2 separate regions of the Homo sapiens genome follow, and region 1 is linked to region 2. A link is an interaction called in ENCODE POLR2A ChIA-PET data of the cell type or tissue named here. Cell type or tissue: GM12878. All regions are shown on one strand. Links, peaks and the distances in the headings refer to the core of each region. The heading gives the core; the rest is flanking DNA. Region 1 holds the start of LOC124900382 (small nucleolar RNA SNORA76). Region 2 overlaps GABARAPL2 (GABA type A receptor associated protein like 2).

The links. ChIA-PET counts read pairs that join two places held together with the same protein. Peaks named below come from ENCODE experiments on the same cell type or tissue, not always from the same donor. Only the 100,000 strongest peaks of a DNase experiment are listed, where the experiment ranks them.
Region 1: POLR2A ChIA-PET joins it to region 2 with 15 read pairs; 6 of 35 experiments call an interaction of 5 or more read pairs at or near these places.

The regions. Positions count from the first base shown.
Region 1 is chr16:75,408,857-75,414,232 of GRCh38, reverse strand. CFDP1 (craniofacial development protein 1) reads left to right here. Exons shown (of 7, transcript NM_006324.3): 3 at 1,479-1,698; 4 at 2,281-2,408. It overlaps LOC124900382 (small nucleolar RNA SNORA76), which reads left to right and starts at 4,767; the gene lies at 4,767-4,901. In GM12878, for the core only: no CTCF peak of the experiment used is centred there; no DNase peak of the experiment used is centred there.
Region 2 is chr16:75,566,748-75,572,097 of GRCh38, reverse strand. GABARAPL2 (GABA type A receptor associated protein like 2) reads right to left here. Exons shown (of 4, transcript NM_007285.7): 2 at 5,191-5,246; 3 at 3,889-4,061. Among named protein-coding and RNA genes, the nearest start is that of GABARAPL2, 3.0 kb to the right of the region's middle. RefSeq lists enhancers at 2,604-2,703, 4,504-5,257 and a silencer at 5,247-5,350. In GM12878, for the core only: no CTCF peak of the experiment used is centred there; no DNase peak of the experiment used is centred there; H3K4me3 peaks cover 4,167 bases; H3K27ac peaks cover 3,855 bases.

The DNA of each region.
Region 1 (5,376 bases), core at 302-5,301, 160 kb after region 2:
ATATTTTCTTCATTTTTTTTTTAGAAAAAAAATATAAATAGTAGCATACTCACTTTCTCATTTTCATTTCTCTTTATTTCACATCTTGGAGATAGTACCATGGCAGTATCTCCTCCTTTTCATAGTATTACGTTATGTGAATAGGCCTTACTTTATTTAGGCTTTCCTGTATCGAGGGATGTTTAGATTGTATCTAGTCTTTACTACAACAAAGAAGAGTGCAGTGAATATTCTTTGTATACATGTATACAAAGTATACATAAATATATAAATGTATATAATGTATACATGTATAAATATATCTGTAAATGTAACATTTAGAAGTGGAATTGTTTGATCTAAGGTTATATATGCAATTAAATTTTAAAAATACAGATATTAGCCCATTGCCTGGCATAGGCCTGGTATGGGCTTCTTTTCCCATGAAAATTATGAAAATTCTGACAGGTTATTTAACTTAGATAAGGGCATCTTCCATAGAAGTCTTTTACCTCACTTGGGTGTTTCTGTCTTCCTGGGCATTGAAGCAAAAAGCAGATTATCATTTATGAAAAAGAAAAAAGAATGTAGATATTAGATTGATTCACCTAAAGTCAAAATAGTCTAAGAAGCAATATACTCTTATAAGTCTTGGGCCCAGTTTTTTTGTCCTTGAATTTTTTTTTTTTTTTTTTTTTTTTGAGACAGAGTCTCGCCCTGTTGCCTAGGCTGGAGTGCAGTGGCGTGATCTCTGCTCAATGCAACCTCCGCCTCCTGGGTTCAGTTCCCTGCCTCAGCCTCCGAGTGGCTGGATTATAGGCACCCACCAACATGCCCGGCTAATTTTCTCATCTTGTTGTGATGAAAGTTTATATGAAGTAAAAGAGAAAAAAGGTAGTGGAATCTCTGTGTGGGCCTTGGCCTCCCAGAGTGCTGGGATTACAGGTGTGAGCCACTGCGCCTGGCCTGTCCTTGAATTTTTCTATGTTCCAGCTCTCAGTTCTTCCGAAAGTGGGAAGAAACATGGATTTTTTTCTTTTTCCTTGAGAACTCTTGGAAGAAATAGTGCAAATAAAGTTGAGGCTCTTCTAAATAGAACTTGTTCTACAAATGGAGTAGCTTTAAAAAGTCAACAATGTCTGGCACATATAATATGTTCTTAGAATATTCTTTCTGGATAGATTAATTCTGTGATTAGGTGATTTGGATGTTTTCTTTGTGAAAACAGCTGGTCCTGATTTAGAAGGAGAACGCTATACTTTGATTTTAAGTGATTGGAGAAAAGTTAGCACTAAGAGCTCAGTTTTTTTTTTTTTCAATTCTTTTTTTTTCTTCTATAAAATTTCAGCTTAACTCTTCTACTCACTTCAGTATATTAACCAGTAGTCCCAGAATTTAAAGTGTTCTTGGGTTTATAAGATTACCTTTGGGATTGGGAGAGGGATAACTGAAATCGTTTTGTGCTGTCTTTCCTTTTTCCTGTGACTGCTGGTGATTAGGAAGAGAAGACAAGGTGGCCTCTCATTAGAAGAAGAGGAAGAGGAGGATGCCAATTCAGAATCTGAGGGAAGCAGTAGTGAGGAGGAAGATGACGCTGCAGAGCAGGAAAAAGGCATTGGATCAGAGGATGCCAGGAAAAAGAAGGAGGACGAACTCTGGGCCAGCTTCCTCAATGATGTGGGACCAAAATCAAAAGTGCCCCCAAGTACACAAGTTAAGGTAAGTTGAGACATTAGTGAGGTGAATGCCTCTCCAGAAATACCCTACATTACTGAGATTTGAAGCCTACGGAAATCGACCAGATGCCTTTTGATAACAATTGTACTAAGTGAAAAGCAAAGCATTTCCTGTGGTAGGAGAATAAGCTTCTCTAATCATGTAAGTTTCCAATAGGCCTTTAACTGGTTAGAGATGAAACATTTAAGAGTAGCTATAGGCTGACTGCAGTGCCACACACCAACAATCCCTGCACTTTGGGAGGCTGAGGCAGGTGGATCATTTGAGGTCAGGAGTTCGAGACCAGCCTGGCCAACATGGCGAAATCCTGTCTCTACTAAAAATACAAAAATTAGCTGGGTGTGGTGGCGGTTGCCTGTAATCCCAGCTACTTTGGACGCTGAAGCAAGGAGAATCGCTTTAACCTGGGAGGTGGGGAGGTTGCAGTGAGCCAAGATTGTGTTACTGCACTCCAGCTTGGGCTACAGAGTGAGACGCTATCTCAAAGAAAAAAAAATAAAAAGTATCTGTAAACAATATGGTTCATCTTTTGGTGAAACATTACATTTCTTGTTTTTTTTATAGAAAGGAGAGGAGACTGAAGAGACAAGTTCAAGTAAATTGTTGGTAAAAGCAGAAGAGCTAGAGAAACCTAAAGAAACAGAAAAAGTTAAAATCACCAAGGTGTTTGATTTTGCTGGTGAAGAAGTAAGGTAAGAGAACCTTCAAAAACTTTGAAACTAGCATTTTCAAAAATGAGCGTCTCTCTCTAACTGGTGTTAGCCATCTATCCTCTTTTCAATCCATCATAATATTTTGGGAGAGTTATACTTGAACTCAAGGAAAACTGGCTCTATAAATTACCAGGGAGTATGAGAAAGGTCCTTTCACATATAGCAGTGTAGTTTTTGAGCTTTACGAAGTGCTCAGCTGAACAGAAGCAAGGGAATATGAGTTAAGTATTTTGTTCCACTTGATCATTGCCATGTTTTGTGACTTTTGGTAAGTCATGTCTCCCTTTATTACTCTCCTTGACTGCAATATGAGCCCCATTGAAGTCTCAGAAATCAGATAATAATTGAAAATACAAGGAGAGAAATTTGGTTTCAATATTATTTTCTTTTTCTGAGACGGAGTCTTGCTCTGTAGCCCAGGATGGAATGCAGTGGCGTGATCTCGGCTCCCTGCAACCTCTGCCTCCCGGGTCCCAGTTCAAGCAATTCTCCTACTTCAGCCTCCCGAGTAGCTGGGATTACAGGCACACGCCACCATACCCAGCTAATTCTTTTGTAGTTTTTTTGTTTTGTTTTTGTTTTTTTTTAGATGGAGTCTCGCTCCCGTTGTGCAGGCTGGAGTACAGGGTGCGATCTCGGCTCATTGCGACCTCCACCTCCCAGGTTCAAGTGATTCTCCTTCCTCAGCCTCCCAAGTAGATGGGATTGCAAGCCTGTGCAACCATGCCCTGTTATTTTTGTGTTTTTAGTAGAGATGGGGTTTCGCCATGTTGGCCAGGCTGGTCTTGAACTCCTGACCTCAGGTGATCCACCCGCCTTGGCCTCCCAAAGTGCTAGGATTACAGGCATGAGCTGCCACTCCTGGCCTTTTTTTTTCTTTTTTTTTTTTTTTTTTGAGACAGAGTCTTGCTCTGTCGCCCAGGCTGGAGTGCAGTGGCACAGTCTCGGCTCACTGCAAGCTCCACCTCCTGGGTTCACGCCATTCTCCTGTCTCAGCCTCCCGAGTAGCTGGGACTACAGGTGCTCACCACCATGCCCGGCTAATTTTTTAATATTTTTAGTAGAGACGGGGTTTCACCATGTTAGCCGGGATGGTCTCGATCTCCTGACCTCGTGATCCGCCCGCCTCGGCCTCCCAAAGTGCTGGGATTACAGGTGTGATCCACCGTGCCTGGACTTTTTTTTTGTAGTTTTAGTAGAGACAGGGTTTCACCATGTTGGCCAGACTGGTCTTGAACTCCTGACCTCGTGATCCGCCTGCCTTGGCCTCACAAAGTGCTGAGATTACAGGCATGAGCCACTGTCCCCGGCCTCAATATTATTTTCTTAGCTTAATAATATTTTTCTGATTGATTAATAAGGTTTATTTACCATAGGTTAAGTAAGGGCTTAATGCCTTGAGCAAGTTAGTCTCCTGGCTGTTAGGTAAGAGCCACATCCCTGTAATTTCCCTTCCCCCATTTATTTCAATTTTATTATGTGAAAATAGCAGATTTGTGATTTAGAGCTGCATGAGAACAGAGGAAGTGCCAATCAATAATTTTATAGGCAGTTACATTGATTTTCATTGGCAGTAATTAATTAGACCTGTAGGCTCTCTGAAAATACAATTTTCCCTAAAATTGTTATTCTTAAAAATAATGTTTTCAACAATTATTTATCTAGTGAAGCTATATTTAGGGAAAAGAATTGACACTATCAGTTTTTTTGTTTTGGGTTTTTTTTTTTTTTTTTTTTTTTTTTTTTTTGAGAAAGGGTCTTGCTGTGTTGCCTAGGCTGGTCTTGAACACCTGGGCTCAAGTGATCCTCCAGCCTTGGCCTCCTAAGTAACTGGGACTTCAGGGATGTACTACTCTGCCTGGCCATTATCACTTTTACAAATGGTATGGAACAAAACTTTTTATTATTAAAATTTTCTCTCTAACTTCTTCTTCTGAAAAATGTCACACTTATAGAAATGTTGCAAGAATAGTATTACAACAAACACCTACATACCTATGATCCAGATTCACCACTGGTTAATGTATTGCCTCTCTCTCACCATCTATATCTGGGTTTTTCTTTTGTTTTGGCTGAACCATTTGAGAATTACTTGTAGACATTGTGACACATCAGCCTTTAATACTTTAGCACGTGTCTCCTACGACCAAGGGCATTCTCCATTGTAGCACGATATAACTCTCATATTCAGTAAAGTTAATGTTAGAGCAGATTACTATCTATAGTGAAGGACCCCAACTTAAAATTTTCAATCTATAGCAGACCAGTACTTTTCTAAAAACACAATAAAAAGGAATTACTAGAAAAACAAATATAAAAGATAACTAAATTTTTACTAAGATTCGACAGATACCCTACTGCCTCTCTTTGTGGCGGCGGGGCTCAGGCTGCAGCACCACAGCACTGTGTGTGTGTATAACTGGGGCCACCTGCCCCTTCCAAGTGTGGGCCTTTTAACCTCTATCGACAGGTGTGGGGGAAAAAAAGATTTAATAGACATAACATTACATTTCAATGCATGTGGTCAAAATGAACCGCAGACAGGAAAAAGAAAAGAATTTTGTAATTATACAGGCTGTTCATTGGAAGTGTTAATATACAGGGAATCACTGTTACCTTTTATTCTGTTATTAAAACAAAAAACTGGCCTGGCACGGTGGCTCATGCCTGTAATCCCAGCACTCTGGGAGGCGAAGGTGGGTGGATTGCTTGAGGTTAGGAGTTCGAGACCAGCCTGAACAACATGATGAAACCCCGTCTCTACTAAAAATAAAAAAAATTAGCCAGGTGTGGTGGTGCACGTCTGTAATCCTAGCTACTTGGGAGGCTGAAGCAGGAGAATCACTTGAATCCAGTAGGCAGAGGTTGCAGTGAGCCGAGATCGTACCACTGCACTCCAGCCTGGGCAACAGAGCGAGACTCTGTCTCAAAACAAAAAAACAAAAAG
Region 2 (5,350 bases), core at 1-5,000:
CTCCTCCTCCCAGCTTCAAGCGATTCTCCTGCCTCAGCCCCCGAGTAGCTGGGATTACCGGCGACCGCCACCACACACGGCCTAGGACAGAACATATTTATCTGATAAAAAGAACAACTAGGCCGGGAGCAGTGGCTCACGCCTGTAATCCCAGCACTTTGGGAGGCCAAGGTCGGCGAATCACCTGAGGTCAGGAGTTAAGAGACCAGCCTGGCCAACATGGTAAAACCCGTCTCTACTAAAAATACAAAAAAAGTAGCCGGGCGTGGTGGCAGTCGCCTGTAATCCCAGCTACTAGGGGGCAGAGGCAGGAGAATCGCTTGAAGCTGGGAGGCAGAGGTTGCAGTGAGCTGAGATCGCGCCACTGCCTGGGCACTCTAGCCTGGGCGACATGAGTGAAACTCCGTCTCCAAAAAAAAAAAAAAAGTCCTGTCCTTAAAGAGGTATTTACCCAGAAATGATCAAAGTGCTTTAAGCACATTTCTAAATAAAGGATGATTAAGTGTGGGGTGAGAAGTCATTAATTGGGCCTGAAGGGTCAGGAATTGGATTTCTGGTTACTCTGTCCTAAAATCCTGACTTGGGTTACTGGTATAATCTGCTTTAGGGTGGATTCTCAGCAGAATGGAAAGGCAAATGGGACTTGGAGAGAAAATGGCCTTGAAGCAGTCTCTGTTGCCCTGAAAATCACTTTTCATTTCCAAAACATCACAACTTCCTTTTACTGAAGATCTCTTTAAGATCCAGAAGCAAATAAACACCATATTCTTAAACAGCACAGGTTTCCCAATGTCAGTTATAATATCTGGCCAGGCATGGTGGGTAACACCCATAATCCCAGCACTCTGGGAGGCCAAAGCAGGAGGATCACCTGTAGCCAGGAGTTTGAGACCAACCTGGTGAGGTAGGAGGACTTCTCAAGCCCAGGAGTTCAAGGCTGCAGTGAGCTATGACTGTGCCACTGCACTCCAGCCAGGGTGACAGAGCAAGACCTTGTCTCAACAACAATAAAAAATAATATCTTAGAGATATTATATTTAATGATATACTCCTGTTTCTATTTTAAACAGGGGATTAACAAGACTCTTATCTATGTTCTAAACAAACAAAGACCAAAGACCATTCACTGCCAGGTCTGAGTTCCCCTCTAACGTCATGACTAGGAAACTTGTACACTGATGTTTTTTCTGAAGTTCTGTCTGAACAAAGGCATGGTTCCCCATTCCGTTTTTGGCCTGATTCTTGATGCTGGCACCTAGGCAGAGAATTCAACTTTCCAATGCTAAATGGGAAAAGGCCATTGTGATTCCCTCTTTTTTAAATGAAACAAGAACTTAGAATTTAGGAAGTAAAACTTAGGGACTTGCCTCTGTCTCTATTTATAGAATCAATATTTAATACTAACTACTCTAAATAAAAATCATGACACTTTACATGGTGACCGCCTGTTTTCCACTCCAAGGCAGAAATAACTGAGAACTCACTCCCCTTCAGCCTCAGACATAATTGATCTTCATGCAGACCAGTCAGTCACCGGAGAGGGAGGGCTCCTGCAGGCCTGAATTCGTCCCTTCTCTAATTTCCCCAGCCACTCTTTGAAGCCAGCAAGCACTGCATGAAGGTTAAGGGAGGCTCCATGCTCCCCTAAGGAAGCTGAAAAGACCTGAGGAAGAGGCTGCTAAATTGTCTTGGGGAAGAGATGGTGAAGCTGAATCACAGCCAGCTTTAGGAAGGACCCTGTAGCACTTTTTATGTTTATGGGTGATTTATATATTGCATAAAGCCCAATGATGTCACACGCCTCTTATGTTTAGAAACAAATTTATATTTTTAGCCCGGTGTGGTGACATGCACCTGTGGTCCTGTCCCAGTTATTAGGGAGGCTGAGGTGAGAGGATCACTTGAACCTAGGAGGCAGAGATTGTAGTGAGCTCAGATTGCACCACTGCACTGCAATCTGGGCAACAGAGTGAGACTCTGTCTCAAAAAAAAAATTACTTCTGAGAATAAAACCCCAAAATAAACAGTTGCATTAAGTGTAGGGTGATAAGTCATTAACTGGGGCCAAAGAGCTGACAGCCTGGGCAAAAGGGCCCTAGCTGGTGACTCTAAATCCTGAAGGGTCAGGAGCTGGATTTCTGGCTACTCGGCCCTAAAATCCTGACTTGAGTTACCAGTGTAATCTGCTTTAGGGTTGATTCTCACCACACTGGAAAGGCAAATGGGACTTGGAGAGAAAATGGCTTGAAACAGTCTCTGCTGCCCTGAAAAATCATTTTTCATTTCCAATTCTATTTCTATCTCAGGGATAACGGGGGAGGGGAAGTTGATAAGACCTGTAGCCATTTTAATTGCTAGATTACTGTGGAGCCATCTGAGTAATCTTAAGGTCTCCAGAAGCCTGCTTCATTTCCTTTGAGAAGAACCAGAGAATCAGAATTGAGGAAAATAAACTCAATGCCATAGGTCCTAGTCACTTATTTTCTCCCACTAAGCCAACACCTCCAGGAAGTACAAAACACAGAGTCACCAAGGCTCTGTAGAAGTTGCAGATGTTATGAAAGAAGATTACCTCCCCAAACACGTTAAGGAAAGCCCAGGGTAACCACGGATGCCCAAGGCTTCCTCCCCTGGTGAAGACACAGCCCAGAGGCCTGGGAAGGAAGGTTAGAAGAGCCCCATGGGTGACAAGATCTCCTCAAGCAACACCACAGCTTCCAGAGCTACAGCTGTGGCAGACCAATGGCGTCCAGTGGGCAGGCCCTGGGGTGTCTCCTCAGGTTGAATACTGGCCTTAGGGAAGGAGCTTCCATTTCTCCCCTGCCTTTCTATCAGACACCAGGAAGTAGAGGTGGAGGACACTGGGAAAGAGGAAATCAGACCAAAAAATGGCCAGAGCTTTCCACCTTTAACAGAAATAAGGTCTGGAATTTGGCACAGGCCTCTTCTGGAGTCTTCAAGGATTTTCAACAGGAACCTATTTGGACAACATTGGGCTAGTTCCCAGGGCTTCTGAGAGCCTTCACTTTTAGAAGTATTACTTCTGGGAGTGGTAAATGAAACCTAGATTGGGTCACAAAGATAAGATGTGGCCAGAAACTCACACTCAGGGGAGAGGTGGGGGCTGGAATCTGGATCAGGGCCTACAACTACCCACTCAGTAACGGGAAAGGACTGACCAGGAGGTTAGACGGAGCCCATCCACTTTCCTTTTTCCACAGGGGACTAAAGCTGGGCTGTCAAACACACAGAAAACGGGAATTCTAATGCCTCTGCCTACATTCAGGCCACAAGTTACAGTCCCAAAGATTGCTTCCAGGCAGCACAATAGTCTGACAGTCAAAGCAAGTGCTACCAAGGGAGGTATAAGTCTGTAAAGAGACTTCAGAGCCCTTTACTGTGCCGCAGTCATTTTGTCAGACTTGAGGATCAGGCAGCTATAGACTCTTACAATGTCAAAGAGTTGACCAAGTTTGGGAGCAAGCAAACTGGATGATTAACTGAGTGAGCCTCAGCAGGGCCCACAGGCTCCCAGTGGAGGAGCATGCCAGGACTGCCTTCAGGGAAGAAAACCTCATTTCAGGCCTCAGTTCTACCTATAGCTTAAGACTAAATAAGTTCTCAACCGTTTTAAAAGATTCTTGGAGATCTTAGGCTGAGTTTCATCATTTTTTTAAAAGTCCAGGCCTTGTTCTATTTTCTGAATCCAAAATGCACTCTTATGTATTGCAGCCATTATTTTCCTGGAGCCCCTGATGTCAGGGAGCATAAAATCCAGATTTCTAGTCAGGACCCCTAAGAGTTTTCAGACTTCCAAAGTTTTGGAGTTCCGTAAGCAGCCAACCAGATGTCTAATACCAGAGGGCCCATCTAGTAAACACCTCTCACCTGGACTGTGGGACTGTCTTATCCACAAACAGGAAGATCGCCTTTTCAGAAGGAAGCTGGATCCTTTTCCTGATGATCCACATGAACTGAGCCACAGTGATATCAGATGGAACCAAGTACTTCCGTTTGTCAATGTCAACAATCTGAGAGCCTGAGACCTTTTCCACAATCACCTGGGAAAGTAAAGAGAGGTCAGGACTGTGTTTCCTAAAGCGAGGCTCTGGCCTCACATGGCTGAGGAGCTGATGAACAGAGTGTGGGCAAGGAGGTGGGTGGGGAACTGCATAGCAGGAGAAAATATGTCTTTGGCTTAATAAACCACACGCTCTGGAGGTTAAGAATTGATATAAATGTGTTACAGGGAAACAGTAAGTGCTTTTCTGTGGTCAATTATGTAAGAGAAATGCAGCCCTTACCACTAAGCTTTTCCACATTTTATCTGGGCAGACCTAAGAATATCTGGGGAGGGTTTCATCCATGGCCCGTTACTCCAGGACCCCAGAATGGATCCACCTTCACACTACAGGAAACACTACTGTGTTCCCAAGGAACACAGGAGACAAGAATGGATGGACTAATTGGAATGCCTGGAATTTTAGCCAGCCAAGAACCAAGTTCTTCATTTGGCCTGTTGCTCCTCTCTGAACAAGTTTCAAATCCGTCCCTCCTACTCCTTTCCCCAGACAAATTATTCACAAGCAAAGAGCTACAATAACAGGCCTTAATGTCCATTAAAAATTAATAACGATTACAAAACTATCTCCCCAACCATGGAAGAAATATAACATTATATTTATTATTGACTAAGAAGAAAATATGGCAGAAGGGGTTTTCAGCGGCTTTTCACATTATTTTGGTCAGGCAAGGATGACAGGGTCAAGGTGAGATAACGGAGCTAGAAGTTAGGTAAAGATGGAGACAAAGTAAAAGATGAACGTCCTGAGACTCAAGTACCACTTCCAAGACCAAAATGACAGTCTCCCTCCACCACCATTCCCAAAAGTGGCAGTGACCTGTTGCCCTGTCCTAGAACATCGTTCCTTACATAATTGGCCAGGGAGCCCCGAGGCTGCAGACGGCTCGCTGGCCTAGATCGGGAGATTCAGCACTGAGGCACCCTGAACAGCACCAGCCCGAGCCCCTCACGCCCCGGCCCTGGGCGGCCTCATCCCGGTCTGGCCCGTCAGCTACTGTAACTGGGACTGGAACCTCAACTTGTCAACTGTTGAATGGCCTGGGGCCTATCACGGGTCCCAGACGACAGAGGTGACAGCGAGGTGAGGGGGCGGAGAGTCCACTCACCGGAACCCTGTCGGGATATTTCGCTCGAATCTTCGCGGACTCCACGCATCTGTGTTCTGTGGGAGAAACAAACGGGGCTGACGGCCGCGCCTGCCCACCGGTCGGTTCCCGGCCCCCGGCCCTCCTCCTCCTGCGCCCTGCGTACAACCCAGGCCCTGGT